Linked DNA regions of Homo sapiens: all the other regions are linked to region 3. A link is a contact called in ENCODE Hi-C or POLR2A ChIA-PET data. All regions are on one chromosome and are shown on one strand. The core of a region is the stretch at or near the end of the contact, and the rest is flanking DNA. Distances in the headings are between cores, read along the strand shown.

The links. Hi-C counts contacts between places; a loop is a spot of excess contacts on that map. ChIA-PET counts read pairs that join two places held with the same protein, here RNA polymerase II (POLR2A). Pooled maps may share reads with other maps.
Region 1: a loop to region 3 is called in a pooled map, with 5 times the contacts of the local background. The contact joins the enhancer-like site here to the promoter of CCNYL1 in region 3. A Hi-C loop is called at or near these places in 1 of 50 pooled maps. POLR2A ChIA-PET finds 5 or more read pairs at or near these places in 3 of 52 experiments (GM12878, OCI-LY7 and activated naive CD4-positive, alpha-beta T cell).
Region 2: a loop to region 3 is called in a map of ascending aorta, with 11 times the contacts of the local background. The contact joins the enhancer-like site here to the promoter of CCNYL1 in region 3. A Hi-C loop is called at or near these places in 1 of 168 maps with a recorded cell type or tissue (ascending aorta), 1 of 37 single-sample maps with no recorded cell type and 1 of 50 pooled maps. POLR2A ChIA-PET finds 5 or more read pairs at or near these places in 1 of 52 experiments (B cell).

The regions. Positions count from the first base shown.
Region 1 is chr2:206,244,717-206,247,416 of GRCh38, forward strand. All of the region lies in intron 2 of CMKLR2-AS (CMKLR2 antisense RNA), which reads left to right. Among named protein-coding and RNA genes, the nearest start is that of ZDBF2, 29 kb to the right of the region's middle. Within about 2 kb of position 1,360, at least 3 of the 41 ENCODE cell types and tissues checked have a DNase peak (open chromatin) inside an H3K27ac peak, as active enhancers do; they include OCI-LY7, where a contact is called at or near this core.
Region 2 is chr2:209,525,385-209,528,084 of GRCh38, forward strand. All of the region lies in intron 2 of MAP2 (microtubule associated protein 2), which reads left to right. Among named protein-coding and RNA genes, the nearest start is that of MAP2, 100 kb to the left of the region's middle. Within about 2 kb of position 1,332, at least 5 of the 41 ENCODE cell types and tissues checked have a DNase peak (open chromatin) inside an H3K27ac peak, as active enhancers do; they include B cell, where a contact is called at or near this core.
Region 3 is chr2:207,710,310-207,713,009 of GRCh38, forward strand. CCNYL1 (cyclin Y like 1) reads left to right here and starts at 1,331. Exons shown (of 10, transcript NM_001330218.2): 1 at 1,331-1,807. The coding sequence starts at 1,588. RefSeq lists enhancers at 523-722, 733-782, 1,135-2,131 and silencers at 1,003-1,452, 1,873-1,982, 1,995-2,154.

The DNA.
Region 1 (2,700 bases), core at 110-2,609, 1.5 Mb before region 3:
GAGCCCAGGAGGTTGAGGCTACAGTGAGCTGTGATCATGCCACTACACTCAGCCTGGACGACAGAGTGAGACCCTGTCTCAAAAAAATAAAAAAATAACTCAAGAAGAGCTATATATATTTATATATGTAATATTTGACTTATTACATACAATTTGTCTTATTTCATATTTTATTTCTATACATAGTATAGTTCAGTATATTTAACATTAAAACCCTACTAAACATAGCATCATTTTGATGATTGAGAAAGCACTTCCTTCCTCATTCACTAGACATTCACTGAGCACCTATTATGTTTCCAGCACTCTGCTCCTAGCTGAGATACAAGGATGAGTAAAATATATGTCTTGCCCTTGACTTTCTCAGTTTAGTAAGGGAGATGAACACCTTAAAAGATGATTACGCAGAGAGACTGTGTGTACAGGGGTTAAGAAGGAAGGCCCTGAGGTCAGACAAACCCAGATGTTTAGTCTGGTCTTCACCACTTTTGCTAAGGGCCAAAGCTCTTTTAGCCTTGTGGAAATAATAACAGTACCTCCCAGGATTCTTGTGAGAGTTAAATGTGACAATGCACATGAAGTTGCTTAGCATTGTACTGTACTTAACAAGTACTCAGGAAATGCTGAGTATTACTGTATGTGTTAAGTGCTATTTACATAATTAGATGTGGTTGGTACTTGCTTCCTTTGAGTGGAGTTAGGTCAACTGGTTTTAATGATAAGCAACACATGACAGTGACAATGGTTTCTAGTGAACTATAGTGAACTCCTCGTAGTAGTTTAGAGAAAAATCTCATCATCTTTCCCTGGAAATGAGACCTGTTATCAATCAAAAGTGCTGGTCTAAGGAAGTGACTGAACAGATTGAACATACCTCTCAGGAGTGGGGCTGGCTTTTCTAGGTACTCAACATTCTTTTAACGCTTTTGATTAAAAAAAAAAAAAAAAAAAAAAAGGGCTGGGCGCTGTGGCTCAGGCCTGTAATCCGGCTCAGGCCTGTAATCCCAGCATTTTGGGAGGCCGAGGCAGGTGAATCATGAGATCAGGGGATCGAGACCATCCTGGCTAACACAGTGAAACCCCGTCTCTACTAAAAATACAAAAAAATTAGCCAGGCGTGGTGGCGGGCAGTTGGCAGGTGCCTGTACTCCCAGCTACTCGGGAGGCTGAGACAGGAGAATGGCATGAACCCAGGAGGCAGAGCTTGCAGTGAGCCGAGATCGCGCCACTGCACTCCAGCCTGGGTGACAGAGTGAGACTCCATCTCAAAAAAAAAAAAAAAAAAAAGAAAAGAGGAACTGAAACAGGAACTAATAGATTTAACAGATTTGATGATAATTAAGACTTAAATTCTTTTCTCCAGTTCACGTTTGTGTTCTCACACAAAGTAGTTATTGCCAAGATGCCCAGGCACATGAATGCCTTTATCCAAACTTACTGAATAGTCTTTCCTTCAATAAATACTATTGAGCCTTACTGTTTGCCAGGCACTGTGCTAGGCTCTGGGAGTATGAAGGTAAGCAAAACCACAGGCTGGTGGCAGAGACAGACATTCATGAAATAAGCCTCCCCATACATAATAATAGTTGCTCTAAGTGAGAAGTTTAGAGCAGGGGCCCTGATTTAGGCTGGGGCATAGGTTTGTAGAGGCAGGGAAGAGTTCATTTAGGGAAGTAACATCTAAAAATACCACTTACCCTTTAGAAGAGCTGGCGATTTTCTCTCTCTTTTTTTTTTTTTTTTTTTTTTTGAGACAGAGTCTTGCTCTGTTGCCCAGGCTAAAGCTCAATGGTGCAATCTCGGCTCAGTACAACCTCCGCCTCCCGGGTTCAAGCCATTCTCCTGCCTCAGCCTCCCAAGTAGCTGGGATTACAGGCGCCCACCACCACGCCCAGCTAATTTTTGTATTTTTTAGTAGAGACAGGGTTTCACCATCTTGGCCAGGCTGGTCTTGAACTCCTGACCTTGTGATCCACACCCCCACCCTTGGCCTCCCAAAGTGCTGGGATTACAGGAGTGAGCCACCGTGCCCGGCTGATTTTCTCTTTAATTCCAAAGCCGCCAGCAAGTTCAGGAGATAAAAGCTTAGTCAAATAAATTTTTGGTTACCATATGGAAAATGTCATGTTGATATAAATTATTTATTCTATCACCCAACTATATTGATAACATTAAACATGGCCTTTCTATCTGTCATTCTGCCCCAATGAGACTTTCATTTCTTTAACATTATACAAAGTAAAATCATCTACCTCTGGAATGATTTTATCATTATTAACACACATATACATGCATACTTATTTATGGTTCTTTATATGCACTAAAGAAGCTGGGAAAATTTTAGAAGATAGTAAAATGAAATGGTTCTTCCTTTCTTGTCTGGGAGGGGCTCCTTGCTCTGGAATGATACTTCATATATAAATACAGTGTTTCTCCGTGGTCTTCCTTTTGGATTTTTGGAGGTTGGATGGGAAGGGCTGAATTTCGGCACACACTGAAAACAGCTTATCTTGTAGGAGGGATTATAATATCCCAAACATTGTATATAAGTGGCATTTTGAGATTTCCTCAGAAATGTATTAAAAACAGAGAGAAAAAAATGATTGTAGCAAGTATTCAGCCATTTTACCTTTTTATTCAAATATTTAGCAATTTCTTGGGCTTCTAGTAATTTAGTGATCAATGGCTCCAATCAGAGAG
Region 2 (2,700 bases), core at 82-2,581, 1.8 Mb after region 3:
CCAATAATAAAAGTAAGTTGTAATGGGAGAATAACCCAAAGGAGCAATTTTCATGTGAAAAATTTTCCAGTGTATGAAGAATTGTTATTCACGGAAGGCTAATCTGTTGGCAATGTCTGTTGCTGAGCTGAAGAGGGTTCTGACAAAGCAAGCCCATTCCTGCATGGACTAAGCCTTCGAGTGGCCTTGAATTAGAAAGGAAGATAATTCTGCCTCTGGAAAAAGATATCATAGTGTAGTTATATAGAAATTACTCCTCAAAAGTTCCAACCCTTCTAACTAAAGCTTTACCAAAAGAATCCCAAAGAAGATAAACTTTCAAAATTCCGCTAAATAAAAACTCCATTGTCCTTTCAAAAAACATATACATTCTCAGGGAATTTTGTATAGTTCAAGATTATATAAATAACTTTGTCCAAACTCTTAGTTTCTACATTTCTTTAGAATTTCTCTTTTTCTCCTAAGAAAGTCTGGGGAAAAAACTCTTCACTATAGTAACTGATTAGTTCCATTTCCTGTCATATTTCTTTTCTTGTGGTTGCTGGTTTCTAGCCAATTCTATTTTTGCATTTATTTTCCCCCATTACATTCTGTTTCTTTTTTTTCTGGGTAGAAGAATTTTTGTGTTTTTCATTTTGTCAAAATGGAATTCTTCTCATGTTATGTCATGATTTTGATATTTTCAAGCTTAAAAAGCAACACAGAGGAGGTTTGTTTACATAATGAAGCATATCATGGGCTTTTTACAGAAGGTCTGATAATTCAGAAAGTATTTTCAACTAGCAGTGGATTAGCAATGCCTACTTTTTTCATAAGTCCTATTCTTTTGAGCATAGTCAGCTTGAGGCAGCTGTGGTTTAAAAGAGGAAACTAGGAGTCTAGGAAGTGACCTCATGAAAATGCAGAAAATTAAGAGTTTAAATAGTAATAATATACAAAAGCAAATAGCATATTTCACTAAATGTCTGAGTGCCTGAGAATTCTGGAAGTGGAGGGAAATCCAATTTAAAGAATATAAAATTAATATCCACATGTGAGTACATAGAGAGAAATACAGAAGGGGGAGGCTGAGAGACCTTTCTCAGGCTTTCGTTTTTTGGTTTGTTTCTTTATTTTTTTCTTTCTTTTTTTTTTAAAGAGCACTCTAGATTTATTTGGGTAAAATACGTGAGTATTTGCTTAGGATATATGCATTTATAAATTTAAAAGAGCAAGGATTCTCCCTGGGGCAAATCTTTCCTTGGATCATTGAAAACTAACCAAACAGTGTCTTCTAACTAGATTATCTTCATACTAGATCCTTGCAGAAGTATTAGCTGACCTAAGTCCTATTTTTTGCCACCCTGAAAGTGAAAGAAGGAAGTGCTGCTATAATAAGAACTGTAACTAAATCTAACGGCATCCCTGTTTTCTGATGATGGTCATGTGTTAGAAAAGTTTCATTTCATACCTGAGATATAAGATGTACAAATGTCTTTCCTAAGCTTGATCATCCATGGCAGATCTATGATGGAATATAGTGGGGAATCTGTAAAGCTGACTGACTACAAAACCAACAAATACTTTTTCTTCTCTCCCAGATTTACTTAATTAAACCAGGAGACTTGTGAATATATGAATAGGACAGAGCTCCAGGCAGATGGACTTTTATGAATTCTGCACCCTCACTATCTGGAGCTCTTTATACTAATCCTGGCATCTGGGAGAAAAGTGATTGCAAAGTTACACATTAGAATTGTCTCATTTTCTTGTGGCAGTTCTTAGTGTGATATCTGGTGGACATCGTTCCTGTATCACCCTGTGTAGAAATAAAAAAGAACACTTAATCCTCACTTACTCTACCCTGTATTTTTCTCCATAGCATTTCTATATTACTGATATATCTGATATATTTTTTTGTACAATTAATTATTGTTTCACCTAACTAGAATGTTCATAGAGCAGGAACATTTTCTGTTTTGATCACTGATGAGTCCCTAACATCTAGCCAAGTTTTTGGCACATCATAGTTGCTCAATAATATCTGTTCAATGAATATGAATTTAGTCACTATTTTCACGCATACACCGATGCCTACTGTTGTCTGGTCTTCCCCTCGCAGCCGTGTACTCCGCCTCTCTTCTTTCTCACCACATCCCACAATTCCCATCCCACTAGCAGCTTTCTTCACAACAATGAGGTTACATACTTGATTAAGGAACCATCTCTTATGGATCTTTCTCAGGTGCTTAGTGTGACACCATGTGTGGCTGTGCCCTCTTAGAGGTGAGAGCTGAGCTCCTGATTTGGCTTCTTTATGCCCTTCCTTCATGAAGGACAGTGGTTCTCAGAGTGTCCCCTGAACCAGCACCATCAGCATCACATGGGTACTTGTTAGAAATGTAAATCTTTGGGCTCCACCCCAGACCTAGTGAATCAGAAATGTGTGGCTGCAGCTCGGTAACCTGCGTTTTGTCAAGTCTTCCAAGTAATTCTGATGCTGAAGTTTGAGAACCAGTGAGAAGACATAGATTGCCTCCTGGCTTTGTTTTTAACTTTTCAAAATCCCTGTAATTTCTCTGGGCATATTTCTTCAGGAGATCCAAAAAGATTCATATTATACGAAGTTCTCTCTCTAAATTAATGCAGGGGCTTAACATTTATTTATTAAATTATGGGCATGGTAGGCATAGATTATATGTCCCTGTAGAATCTTGCAAG
Region 3 (2,700 bases), core at 81-2,580:
TGATCAGAAAATAAAGGTAGAAATCAAGCTTAGGGAGGAAGTGACATTGTGTGTATATATATATATTTGTTTATTTATTTTTATTTTTATGTTTTATTTTTTTGAAACGGAGCCTAGGTCGCCCAGGCTGGAGTGCAATGGCGCGATCTCGGCTTACGGCAACCTCTGCCTCCCGGGTTCAAGTGATTCTCCTGCCTCAGCCTCCCGAGTAGCTGGGAATACGGGCGCGTGCCACCATGCCCGGCTAATTTTTTGTATTTTTAGTAGAGACGGGATTTCACCGTGTTAGCCAGGATGGTCTGGATCTCCTGACCTGGTGATCCGCCCGCCTCGGCCTCCCAAAGTGTTGGGATTACAGGCATGAGCCACCGCGCCCGGCCGGGATTGTTTTTAAGGGTTAAATAAATATACCACAGTTGGAACACTGTCTGGCACATAGTGCTTGCCAAATGGTAACTATTCATCTTCATGGAATCAAGACTGTGGTGCCCCACTGCATGGTTCTCAGTTTTGCGTGAGAAAATCGTGCTTTCTGTGCTGTTTTTAGTACAAGAAGAGAAACCTGGAAGTCCCTGCCTAGAGGAGAGAAACAGGCAAGAAAAGGGAGTTGGCGAGTCCCAGCATTTCAGAGTTGGCAGGGACGAGTTAGGTCCCTATTTTATGGATGAGGAAGTGGAAGGGTGACGTGTCCTCGAGTCTCATTCAAGACCCACAGCCACAACTCTTTATGGAGAGTAGGACCAGGGCCCCAGGGTTGCTATGATCACGTTGCAGGTGAAAACTAACGCTCATTGGAAGACAGGAGCGGAGCACTGAGTTACAAAAACAGTTAACAATTTGGGTGTAACCAAGTTTAGTGAGCAAACGAAAGCTGTCAGACTCGGAAGAAGAGTTGCTAATGGAGCGAACTCTTTACTAATAACGGCTTTCTACAGAGATCATTGACACAGCTTCCAGTTACAAATGCCCGTGCGCTTCCAGTAGGACCGGAAAGCTCCCAGCAGCCAGCGATGAATGAAAACCCGAGTCTGGGATAGCGGCGTGAGGGGCTGGGCAGCTGCCAGGCGGGGGCGGGGCAGCAGGTCACGTGCCTGGCTTCGAGGCGGGCGCCGGAGGGGGAACTCTGACCATGATTGGTTCCTCCTAACCAGGTGACCGCAGGTCGCGTTCCGGTTGGCAGGCACCGGCCAGGGCCAGCGGCCTTCAGTCGGTAGGCGGCGGCGGAAGGAGGAGGAGCTCCAGCCGCGCTCTCTCCCGGCAGTGGCTGTGCTTCACAGCGCTTGTTGGGTTCCCCACCCCTTTTAAATAAGCCGGGCTGGTCACCGCCCTCGCAGACGAGTCAGCTTAAGGGAGGCGGCGGCAGCGCGGCGGTGGGGGTGCGGCCGAGGCCCGAGCCCTGCCCGGGGCCGGGCCGCGGGGCGGGCGGGCGAACCGCGGGCGAGGCGGCGTCTGCTTGCGCGGTGCAGCCCCAGCGTAGCCCGGGGCTGCCGGTGCCGGCCGCGCCATTGTTGGGGGAGGGGGCGGCTGTTGAGGGCGGCGGAGTAGGGGGCGAGCGAAGGCGGTGGCAGAGAGGAGCGGAGGCTTCCCATGGGGAACACGCTGACCTGTTGCGTGTCCCCCAATGCCAGCCCCAAGCTGGGCCGGCGCGCGGGGTCGGCGGAGCTGTACTGCGCGTCCGACATCTACGAGGCGGTGTCCGGGGACGCGGTGGCGGTAGCGCCCGCTGTGGTGGAGCCTGCCGAGTTGGATTTCGGAGAGGGCGAGGGCCACCACCTGCAGCACATCAGCGACCGCGAGATGCCCGAAGGTAAGGAGGCGGCGGATGCCATCCGCCCTCGGGCTCACCTCTGCCCGCCTCCTCCCCCAGAGTCCCCCGGGAGGCATCCGCCGCCTCGGGCTCCTTCCTGCCGGTAGCCGGCCCCGGGACGAAGGCTGGTTCTGCCTCGCGTCCCCACCCCTTATTCTTGCCCTGCTGCGTCTGGCCAGTTTCTTTTCCTCCTCCTTACCGTAACGCCCAGTTCTTGCTCCCGCTTCCCATTCTCCCAAGCCGGCGTGGGACCCTCTAGTCCGCCGCCCTTCTTGTTTGTAGCTCTGTTCATTGTCTGGTGGGACTTTGCTAAGACTTTTGGGGTATATTGTTTTCCTTTTCTCAATGGAAACTCAAATACCTCAACTTCGGAGTACTCATCCCATTCCCTCCCTTAACCCATCCAGATGGTACCTAAGTGAAGGAACCAGGTAAGGGTCTGATTGTTCCTTCCTCCCATCCGTGAAGATAGCTGATGCCCGCGACAGTTTAGACCCAGATGTTTGAGGATTTCTTATCTAGACTCAAAATAGAGGTTGCCATAGGAGACACTATATGGTATTCCTAATAGGTTAAGTCGGCGTGAAAGAAGCTGCTTTATTCCTTCCAACTATAATTTGAACACAGAAAGAAAGAAAATGGGGGGAGGGGCGTAAAATGACTGTGAAGGGTGTGAGAGGTTATTACCAGGGGTGCAGACAAGTTGTTTTTTTGAGACGGAATCTCGTTTTGTCGCCCGCCCAGGCTGGAGTGCAGTGGCGCGATCTCGGCTCGCTGCAACCTCCGCCTCTCGGTTTCAAGCGATTCCTCTGCCTCAGCCTCCCGAGTAGCTGGGATTACAGGCGTGCGCCACCACGCCCAGCTAATTTTTGAATTTTTAGTAGAGACGGGGT